Regions from separate parts of the Homo sapiens genome. Here region 2 is linked to region 1. The links are chromatin contacts, found by Hi-C or POLR2A ChIA-PET in ENCODE. All regions are on one chromosome and are shown on one strand. Each heading gives the region's core, a stretch centred on a gene start or an enhancer-like site at or near the end of the contact. The rest is flanking DNA. Distances are from core to core; before and after follow the strand shown. Region 1 overlaps LOC105369844 (a long non-coding RNA gene). Region 2 has its middle 120 kb from the start of PHLDA1-AS1.

What was found. Hi-C counts contacts between places; a loop is a spot of excess contacts on that map. ChIA-PET counts read pairs that join two places held with the same protein, here RNA polymerase II (POLR2A). Pooled maps may share reads with other maps.
Region 2: a map of left cardiac atrium shows a loop between it and region 1 (2.0-fold over the local background). The contact joins two enhancer-like sites. A Hi-C loop is called at or near these places in 2 of 168 maps with a recorded cell type or tissue (PC-9 and left cardiac atrium) and 9 of 50 pooled maps. POLR2A ChIA-PET finds 5 or more read pairs at or near these places in 1 of 52 experiments (Caco-2).

The regions. Positions count from the first base shown.
Region 1 is chr12:75,723,017-75,729,062 of GRCh38, forward strand. All of the region lies in intron 1 of LOC105369844 (a long non-coding RNA gene), which reads right to left. Among named protein-coding and RNA genes, the nearest start is that of KRR1, 210 kb to the left of the region's middle. Within about 2 kb of position 2,600, at least 11 of the 41 ENCODE cell types and tissues checked have a DNase peak (open chromatin) inside an H3K27ac peak, as active enhancers do.
Region 2 is chr12:75,906,403-75,912,005 of GRCh38, forward strand. No RefSeq gene overlaps it. Among named protein-coding and RNA genes, the nearest start is that of PHLDA1-AS1, 120 kb to the right of the region's middle. Within about 2 kb of position 2,909, at least 17 of the 41 ENCODE cell types and tissues checked have a DNase peak (open chromatin) inside an H3K27ac peak, as active enhancers do.

The DNA.
Region 1 (6,046 bases), core at 1,350-3,849:
CAGAGGTTACATGTGAAACGTATATATAAGCAATTCAGGAATTTAGCATTGCCAAGTAATGATATGTGGCTTAGCCCTGCTTGTTTTTCAAGAAGCATCAGCATGGTTTGTGGTATTTCCTCACTGCCTAACTTAAGATGGGGCATCTTAAACATTATTTTGATGTTATATCCCTCCAAAACTTTGCAATGTTAGCTAGTTTAGTTTTGATGGATGGAAAAGTCAAAACAGCAAGTCTAAGGTCATGAGGCGTCAATGAGAGAACAAAGAGTATAATCTATGTGAAGGGCAACTAGCAAGAGACCCAAAATCTAACAACAAGCAGATCTTGACACCTCTCATGATAGATCCTTAAATTGTCACCACAGTGTTCCCTACTTAACCCAGTTTCACCTTCATTAATTCCCATGCCCCTTTCCCTAAGTTTTCTCAGACATCAAGCAGAGCCTTCCATCTCACCCGGCCTCTCAAGAACTTCACTCTCAGCATCTGCCAGAGTCTACCTTCCTCACTTCTACCCTCCATTCCCAAAGAGCAAGAAGGTGGATATGTGCCAGAAAAAGGCTAGAGATCCTTTACCTCAGTCTTTTAATTTTTAATCATTGGAAAGAGAAGGAATGAGTTACAGGAGAAAGAATAATGGATTTGGTGTCAGAAACCAAGATGAAGTCTGATTCTGCCACTAATCACTCTGTGACTTTGAACCACTCACCAAAATGGATTAATCTCATAAAACTTCGATATCCTCATCAGTAAAGCAAAATAGCACACTTGTTTACTGTGAGGTGCAAAATTCGTCAAATGCCTTTATAAACCACATGGTGCCCTGTGAATGTAAATAGTATGATGTGGATTCCTCTAGCACTGATGGCGAAGTGGCACTGAAAGGGCTTCTTAGGCTTCATAAACGCCTACACAAAAACCGGTCTTTATGCCCTCACTTTTCCCTAGAAGTCTTCATTAAGAGAAAGGTGAAAGAACCCGGTATACGTGGGCTAAATAAAAGAAATTTATTGGAAAATTTCTTTCTACTCTGTAATATATATATTTTATTTTAAGATAAATAGTTTAAATGTCCTGTTAAATAAAACTGATGCTTTGGGAAGCTGTGATATGTTTACCGCATGGCTTTTTGTGCCCCTGGAACTGCGCCCCATGGTATCCTGGGTTGTAGACCTCTCCTTTCCCCATATGTGTTTCCATAGGAAGCTCTCAAAAGCTGTATTATAATCATCTGATTACTGGTCAGCCTCTTCCTGACAGGCACTTTGCTTTACATCTTGTTTCTTCCTAGAGCCTAGCATAGTGCATGGTATATTTTAAGCATCCTATAAATATTTGCTAAAAATAATAAATGAATTAACTTTCTCTTTTCTTTTTTTTTGAGATGGAGTCTCGCTCTGTCCCCCAGGCTGGAGGGCCGTGACATAATCTAGGCTCACTGTAACCTTCACGTCCTGGGTTCAAGCAATTCTCTGCCTCAGCCTCCTGAGTAGCTGGGATCACAGGCGCCCGCCACCACGCCCGGTTAATTTTTTTGTATTTTTAGTAGAAATGCGGTTTCACTATCTTGGCTAGGCTGGTCTTGAACTCCTGACCTCGTGATCCGCCTCGGCCTCCCAAAGTGCTGGGATTACATTTTTTGGGAGTAACTGATAAATAATGCCCTAATTACTATTGACTTCCACTGATAAAAACTGAAAAGGCAAAGTGAGAGACTGAAGAGTTAAATGGCTGGGCCAAAATTCTAAGTCCAATGCTGGCTTTGAGCTCTTCCATCCAGTGCCCAGACACCTTTCCCTGATCCTAAAGAGCCTGCCTCTCAGCATAAATATTCACTTTATCACTGGTATGCCTGTCTTAATGTATAAACACTATTGATGGTTTACTCTGTGCATTTAATTCCTATAGTCCGCAATTATAAATATAAGAGACTTTGTTCCAGTTTTTGTTCTACATTCCACAGTGTCTGTGTCACACACGAATTTCCCTTTGAAACCAATGAGCATTCTATGCCAGAAGATATCCTGGGGATGGAGGAGGAAGGGAGGGAGGGGAGAGAGAGAGAGAATCAGAGTCACCATCTGTTGACAATACTCTTGTGCAGAGCCAGTTTTGAAGGTTAATGACATGTCACGCATCCTCCAGCGTCTGGTAACAAAAATAGGCTGCTCTCCCAGAATTCGTTAGGGAGTTGTGGCCCCATGGAAGATGTAACTTGTCAGCCAGCACTCCAGTAGGGTCCAGGAAGACAATTTCTGCCAAAAGCTGGATGAAATTTAATGGAGATCCAGGAAAAACAACTTTTACTAAAATTCAAATGTGGAAGTGATCATTTTTCCCTGAGGCCAGTAAAAAGGCTATAAATTATTGACTTTCCAAAATGACCCTGCGTAATGTTTATAAGGAACTCTTGCATTTCATCGCAATTCTTCAATATACATCTACTCCTTTCTCTATTTCTTTTCAGAAAAATTAAGATTGTAAGCTTGTAATGCAAACAGGTCCAAGGGTTCACCAAGGATCTGCCCATGGTTTTTTTAGATGGTTAAATTTTTGGCAGTGCAGCTGATCCACGGCAAATCTGGGTCTCAGCTTTATTGACAGCCTACTGTTTAATGACTCACTTTGCTGTCTCATCAAGAATGCACCCAGTGGAAAGGCTACACCTTCTCAAGTGTAATTGCATGCTTTCTCCACATCTCTTCTGGGCTCTCTTTAATTTTCAAAGCCCCACTGAGCAACCTTTAAAAATCTGAGCCCTTTCCCACCTGGTGCTCGATGCTTTAAGAGGAGGTGACTCTGACTGTTTTTCTGTTAACCTAAGAACAAACTGTCTTGTCCCAGCATGGAGTAGAGTGGCTTGAACAAGGACGTGTAAAAAGAAACAGAGCAAGGAAACTGAAATACTTCCAAGCTCTTCTGCATTCTGTCTTTATAGCATGACATCATTAATATTGTTTGAAGTAAAGTTTTTGGACTATAGCTCTGCCTAACTTCAAATATAAATGTAAATTACAAACAAAAAACTAAATGAGTGTTTGATTACTTGCCAGCTTGGAGTATCCAATCCTCTCTTATTCAAGAGCAGAATTAAAAATAAAAGTTTGGTGGTATGAGGTGCTAAAATGATCACTCATATAGAAGTCAGGAAATTTGGGCCATTTTCAGGTTCTTCTTGGGTGACTTTGTATAAATCACTAACTTCTGTGGGCCTCAAATTCTCCAGCCCTGAAGTTAAATTCAATTTAAAAGTACATTTTTAGCCACTAAAAATATTTGTCTAGATCAGCACTGTCCAATAGAACCTTGGCCAATGAAGGAAATGTTCTATATCTGCACTATCCAATATGGTAGCCCTAGCCATATTGAGCACTATTGCATGTGTAAATGTAAGTACTACGACTGAAGAACTGGATTTTTACTTTTATTTAATTTTAATCAATTTAAATTTAAAACAAACATGTACCTAGTGGCTACTATATTGGACAATGCAAGTTTAATTATTTCTAAGGCTCCTTATTAAAGGTTATGTTTTGATGATTACTTTTTTTTTTTTTTTTTAAATATGGAGTCTGGCTCTATCACCCAGGCTGGAATGCAATGGCATGATCACTCACTGCAACCTCTGCTTCCCAGTTTCAAGTGATTCTCTTGCCTCAGCCTCCCAAGTAGCTGCAATTATAGGCGTGTACCATCACACCTGGCTAATTTTTGTATTTTTAGTAGAGACGGGGTTTTACCATATTGGCCAGGCTGGTCTTGAACTCCTGACCTCAAGTGATCCTCCCTCCTCAGCCTCCCAAAGTGCTGGGATTACAGGCGTGAATCACTGTGCCCAGCCTATGTTTTGATGATTTCTCAACCTAGCTAATGACCCAGAGTGAATCTTTCTTTTTATTCTCACTACTGTAAAATTTACTTTATAAATTATTTGATATAAATAATCTTTAACAGTAATTAATCAGTCTGATTAAAAAATAGGAACTCCACATGAGAAAGATAAAGCATGTGAAAGAATTTTACAAATTTGAAAATGCAATGTAATTATAAAGCACTCTTAACAAAATCTCTGTTACACCTAACTGCACACCTTTCTTCAAGTGCCAGCTGATGCACATAGACCAAAAGCTGTTCTATCTCATAGTCCAAACCAATGGAAATACCTTGATGGAACCCTGCCGAAGGCCAAAAAGCTTAACCTTCTGAGTACTTTTTTTCACTGAGGTTTAAATAAATAGATTTTCAATTTCTTTTCCCCTCCACCACACTTGCCAAGTGTTTCTAACTAGATGTTACTATAATCTACACAACAAAATCATTCTTATTAATTATGCAATGCCTTATAACTGTTGCATGCATTTCTGTTGCTTCTCAGCTTTGCTTTGCAGCAGCAGAGCACGTCGAACATTGACCAGAAGAAGTCCAAAGGGATGACTGTTGTTCACCAGAGGCTCCCATTTTGGTCTGAGCCTGCATTTGCCTTTCTCTACTTCTGTTTAATTCCTTTCAGCCCCTAGACCTCCTCTCACTGACCTTTAGACTCTTCCAGCCCTTTCCACGTGGCATCTTAATTCTACCTTTTGAGTTCACAACACTATCTTTTTTTCCTCTGGTCTGTGTTTGGCTCCTCCTTCCTGGCACATTTACTTACTTCTGTACCTTCATGACTATCCCTTGTAATGTGGCCCTGGGATTTTCTCCTGGTGGGGAGCCTCAGCTGGTACAGCCTAGAGACTATGCCTCTAGCCCCTCCCCAGATTCCTGAGGCCTAGATTCCGGAGACCAATGGGTTTTAACAGAGAGAAAAGACTTCTCCTACCAACTATTGTGCAACAAAACATTTCCTGCTTTATCTTATTTTTTAAGTGATTCCAGGGTCTTCTATAAAAGATACATGGCTCATCATTTGGGAAAAGTTATTTCTTTTTTAAAATAACTTTACTATATGCATAACCAGCACAAAATAAATGACATCAACATAATCAAGAGAGTGAATATATTAATCACCTCAAAAGTTACTGTGCCCCTTTTTAATCTCTCACTACCTCCCTTACCTGCCTCCCCCATCCTTGCCGTGGGTCCAGGCAATCCCTGGTCTGCTTCCTGTCACTGTAGATTATTTTGCATCATCTAGCATTTTATATAAATAAAATCATATGGGGCTGGGCACGGTGGCTTACACCTGTAATCTCAACATTTTGGAAGGCCAAGGCAGGCGGATCACTTGAGGTCAGGAGTTTGAGAGCAGCCTGGCCAACATGGCGAAACCCTGTCTGTACTTTAAAAAAAAAAAAAAAAAAAAAAAAGCCTGATGTGGTGGCAGGCACTTGTAATCCCAGCTACTCAGGAGGCTGAGGCAGGAGAATTGCTTGAACCCGGGAGGTTGAGGTAGCAGTGAGCCAAGATCGCACCACTGCACTCCAGCCTGGGCAACAGAGCAAGACTCTGTCTTAAAAAAAAAAAGAAAAGAAAAAGAAAAGAAATAATATGGTATGTACTCTCTGTTGTCTAGCTTCTTTCACTCAGCGTAATTATTTTTGACATTCATCCCTACAGTATATATCAATAGTTCATTCCTTTTTATTGCTAAGTAGTGTTCATTGTATGGATGTACCATACCAATGGATGATATACCATCCATTCGTCGTTGATAGGCATTTGGGTTGTTTCTAGTTTTAATAATTACAAGATAAAGTTTCTATGAATATCTACAAACAAGTCTTTCTGTGGACATTTGACTTCATTTCTCTTGGAAAAATACTTGGGAATGGAATGGTTAGACCATATATATATATATATATATATATATATTGGCCAACATTTGGCATACTCAAGTCTTTTTCATTTTAGCTATTCTTATAAGTAAATGATGCATATTTTCAGCTGCTTGAAGTTGTCCCACAGTACACTGACACTTAAAAAAATTTTTTTTTATTCCTTTTTGTCTCTCTGTTTCATTTTAGATATTTCCTATTGCAATATCTTCCAGTTCCCTAATCTTTTCTTTGCTTTTTTTTTCTTTTTTTGAAATGGAGTCTCACTC
Region 2 (5,603 bases), core at 1,659-4,158, 180 kb after region 1:
GCCTGTAGTCATACTCAGGATGTTGGGTTGGGAGGATCACTTGAGCCTTGGAGGTGGAGGCTACAGTGAGCCATAATTGCACCACTACACTCCAGCCTAAACAACAGAGTGAGACCCTGTCTCAAAAAAACAAAAACAAAAACAAAACAGATTTATAAAGAAATTTGCCTGGCATGGTTGCATGCTCCTGTGGTCCCAGCTACTCAAGAGGCTGAGGTGGGAGGATTGCTTGAGCCCAGGAGTTCAAGGTTGTAGCGAGTTATGATCATGCTACTGTACCCCACCTCTAAAAAATAATATTTTAAAAATAATAAAAAGAAACTTGTTTGGTGAATATGTCAAGAGCATGCCTTCATGTTGGTTGCTGTGAAGTTGCAATATTCTTTCTACACAGTATTTTGCAGACTCCCCTATATAAATCAGTAACCACCACCTCCATACCACACACTCTCTGTCTCCCTTATCATGCCTTATTTTTTTCTCCATTGCATGTCTAATCATCTGACATATGACATATTTACTTGTTTGTTTTTTATCTGGCTTCTCTCACTAGAACATAAGCCCCACGAGAGCAAACATTTTCCATTTGCTTCCTGCCTTAGTGCTAGCACATTGGGGAATAAATGGATAGTTTCATTCTGAGGATGGAATGATTCAGTCTGTCTACAGCAGTGTATTAGTTTCTTAGGGTTGCCATAATAAAGCACCACTAACTGGGTGGCTTAAACAGCAGAAATGGATTGTCTCACAGTTCTAGAGGCCAGAAGTCCAAGGTGTCAACAAGACTGATTCCTTCTGAGGGCTGTGAGGGAGAATCTTCCACACATCTCTTCTAGCTTCTGGTGGTTTGCCGGCAATCTTTTGTGCTCTGGATTTGCAGACACATCACCCCAATCTCTGCCTTCATCTTTACTTGGCACTATCCCTGTGTGTTTGTCTGTCTCTATGTCCAAATTTCCTCTTTTTTTAAGAAGACAATTATATTGGATTAAAGCCAGTCCTAATGACATCATTTTAACTTGATCATCCATAAAGACCTGCTATGGTTTGGATATTGCTTGTCCCCATGTAGAAATTTGATCCCCAATATGGTGGTGTTGGGAGGTGGGACTTAGCGGCAGGTGTTTGGGTAAGGAGGGTCAGATCCCTCATGAATGAATGGCGTGGTGCCATTCTTGAGGTAGTCAGTAAGTTCTCACACTCTTGAGACTGGATTAGTTCTCTGTAGAATGAATTCATTCCCACAGGAGTAGCTTGTTAAAAAGAGTTTGGTTTCCCCAGTTTTTCTCTCTTGCTCCCTTTCTTGCCATGTAACCTCTTTGCATGCGCCTACCCTTCTGCTTTCCACCATGAGTGGAAGCAGCACAAAACCCCTAACCAGTAGCAGAGCAGATGCCAGTGCTTTGCCCCTTGAACTTCCCAGCCTATAGAACTGTGAGCTAAAGAAATCTATTTTCTTTATAAACCACTCAGTCTTAGGTATTCTGTTATAGCAATACAAACAGACTAAGACAATCCTATTTCCAAATAAAGCCACAGCCCCTGGGAATCAGGACTTCAACATTTTGGGGGTGTACACAATTCAACCCATAGCAAGCAGATAGCACAGTGCCTGGCACTCTGTTGGCACTCAACTATTAGCTCTTCTCATTTGTTCATGCAATGGGATCATTATCTCACAGAGAAAATTAATTGGGTCTGGCATGACAGGTTCTCGCAAGTCACTATGACATAAACTTACTCTGAGGAGACATTAACCAAATTTGCTACCCATCTCATGCCTTTGACTCTGAATAACAACCAACAGGGAGGAGGAGCCACAATGAAATCAAAGTCTTCGCAATCATTGCATTCTTACCCATTATTTTATAGCCAAGAAAGAAGAGCTCAAAAGGTAATTACTTATCCAAGGTTAAAGCAAAAGCAGAACTAGAACCTCGGCTTTCTCACTCCTGGATCCTTTCTTCCTTTATATAAATCTATCTATATATATTTAAAATTATCATGATGGACACATTTTAAAATGGGCTGATTATAGAAATAGGTAGTTCATAGATTAGTCTGAATGATTAACACCAAATAGAAAAAAAAATAACTAGAAAAATAAATCTCCAAATCAAGAACCAAAAGAAAAATAAATAAATAAATTGAGATATTTTTGGCCAAAATAAACTACTGCATTTCATCAAATCTAAGATTCCATCTATTATAAGACACACCATTATTTTAGCTACCAAAAAAGAAAAAACAGTACTACTGATCAATGCATGGCCTATATCTATGATAAGAAAGAATTTGCCTCCCAAATTTTGAGGTGTTAAAGTATGAAAATGTATGAGTCTCAAAAGCTACAAAACACGGTAAAATTACTCCTTAGAAATTGGGCCAAATCTTTCATTTATATAAAGCGTCTTTCCCAGACTGGCTAATGATAATGCTGCTGATAGAAGAACAGGTAAAACAGATTTTGAAACACACAGCTATATTAATCAAGACCCCCCCTTAAGCAATTGAAGACAGTCAGATATTCTCCTAATGTTTCTACCAAACCAAACATGTGTTTTGTACCTCCAGGGACAAGAAGAAACCAGCAGGAGAGAACATTTGGATCAAAGAGATGAGAGTGGAGAAGAGAGGAACACAGAGTGATTCTCTGCCAAAGCAAACATATATAGGCAGAGGGAAGTGAGGGAATGACATTTCCTTAGTAGATTCTCTAAAGTAAAAATACAAAGAATTCATCTGGAGCTGAAACAACAGCTGTAGGGTCTTGATGAGCCCCATGTGAGGGCGAGGAACCTGTGAAGTTTGCTTTCACTGTCTCTATCCTGGCAGAAGACCAGAGCTGCCTCTGGCTGGTATTTACAAAGAACTGGTGAGGAGCCAGCTGGCTGCTGGAGGCATGTTTCCGTATCATTCCTCACATGCAAAATGCTCTGCAGCTGGAAAAGAGTCACAATGGCTGCAGCCAATCAAGCCTAGGCAATATGTCCAGCCTTTCCTCCCTTTGTCCCCTCAACCCCTTCCTCAAGAGAACACAATTGGCAAAAATCCAGCAGTGTCCAATGAGGAAGGGACTGAGGAGGCCATGGGAGGATGGTTAAGCTAGCAGAGACAACTTGCTGTGATTGTCATTCACTAAATATTTACTCAACATCTACTATGTTCTGGGTCCTTGGGATACTGATAAACAAGACAGCATGTATATTCTGGTATTTTTGATTTGGAAAAATTTTGTGCCCTTGGCTCTTCACATCAACTTCCAGTGGTGAGGGAAGGAAATTGCCACTGCTTGTCCCTTTGTTCAGTCTCTTCAACGGGTTCACATTCTCCCACCTGCTCTCAGGAACAGCCATGGGAATACTGGCTCGGCAAGGCAACTCAGGAAATCTAACAGCCCTGCTAAGCGAAGAATTTAGTATTTCATCATAAACTTGAAAAATCTAGGAGTGCCTCATAGGAGAAAAAGGAAGGAGGAAAGAGGGACGTGATTGAGATTAACAAGAAACAGTATGGCCTCAGCCTCCAACCATGTGCTGAATAAGTTAGTGCAATTATCTTGGGAGGGTAAACACTGATGGCCATTCAAGCTGACAGTGGGAGCCGGACAGTTGACATTTACAACAATGCTCAATGCAAATCAAGGCACTTGCCCCAGAAATGGAATTTCATAGATTTATTCTTTGAAAGGCCATTTCTTTCACTAGTCTGGGTCAGCAGTTAAGCTGAAAGAGAAATATTTCTATCATTTGGCAAATTTTTTTCCAAAGCATCTAGTTGATTAGGCAAGAGAGGCCTTTAAAAAGTCTGATTTCTTGTGTGGTTGTCAGGCAAACAGAATGAGAAAATATCAAACAGCAATCCCATTTCCAGAAATGATTAAAACAAATATTTCCTCTGAAGTCCCTGGTGCTCTGCGTGGTGATGGGGGACCTCACAGCCCAGGTGTTCTGGAGCCGTTCCAGCCCTGCAAATATCATTTTAACATGCTCCCATAACTCTCAAGTCTTCACCTTGAATAAGCTAAACTTTCCATGCCCCTGCTGCCTGCTGTTCCACAGAAATTGATTAAAACCCAGAGCTGTCATTCACAAGTTGGGTGACCTTGAAAAGTCAGAAAGCCTCAAGCAAAGCCTCAGCACTTTGTAACTGCTGTTCCCTTCACCTATATAGTGGTGACCCCCACAACCATCTGCTACTCTCAGATGCATGAACCTATTTATTTGCCTCACAGCACTCAAAATAATACTTGAAATTATCTCACTATGGGTTTGCTTATTTATCACAGTCAGCTTCCTGAGCACAGAGACAATACCTGCTTTATGTATCTCTGAATCCTTGGCGCTTAAAATGATTCCTAGCACCTAGTAGATGCTCAATAAATATCTGTTAAATAAATAAAAATCATTCCAATTATTTGAGCCAAAGTTTTATGATAATAATAATAAAAGTTAACACCTATCTGGTAGGGTTGTTTTAAAGATCAGGTGAGATCATGTTAACAAAAGCAGAGCCCAACACATTAACAGGTACTCAAGATATATTAATTTAAATACACACACACACACACACACACACACACACACACACACAGAGTCATGTGCTGCATAACAATGTTTTGGTCAGTGACAGACTACATATATGGCAGTGGTCCCGTAAGATTTAATGGGCCATGCACAGTGGGTCATTCTTGTAATCCCAACACTTTGGGAGGCTGAGGCAAGAGGATTCCTTGAGGCCAGGAATTCCAGACCAGCCTGGGCAACATAGCAAGACCCTGTTTCTACAAAAAATTAAAAAATTATCCAGGTGTGGTGGCACATGCCTGTAGTCCTATCTACTCAGGAGGCTAAGGCAGGATCGCTTGAGCCCAGGAATTCAAAGTTAAAATGAGCTATGATTGTGTACTGCACTCCAGCCTGGGCAAGAGATTGAGAGCCTGTCTCAAATTAAAAATTTTAAAAATAAAAATAAAGATTATAATGGAGTTGAAAATTTTCTATTGCCTAGTGATATCACAGCACAACTTATTATTCATGTGTTTGTGATGATGCTGCTATAAACAAACCTATTGCACTGCCAGTTGTATAAAACTATACCACATATAGCTGGGCATGGTGGCTCACACCTTCAATCTCAGCATTTTGGGAGGTTGGGGCAGGCAGATCACTTGAGGTCAGGAGTTTGAGACCAGCCTGGCCAACATGGTGAAACCCTGTCTCTACTAAAAATGCAAAAATTAGCCAGACGTGGTGGCAGGTGCCTTAATCCCAGCTACTCGGGAGGCTAAGGCAAGAGAATCACTTGAACCCAGAAGGCAGAGGTCACAGTGAGCCAAGATCACACCGCTGCACTCTAGCCTGGATGACAGAGCAAGACTCCATCTCAAAAAAAAAAAGTATACCACATACAATTATGTACAGTACATAATACTGATAAAGATAATAAATGACTATATGTTAATGGTTACTTTAGAGTATACTCCTACTTATTTAAAGAAAAAGTTAACTGTAAAACATCCTAAGGCAGGTCCTTTAGGAGGTATTATATTTCAGAAGCAGGCATTGTTATCATAGGACATAACAGCTCCATGTGTGTTATTG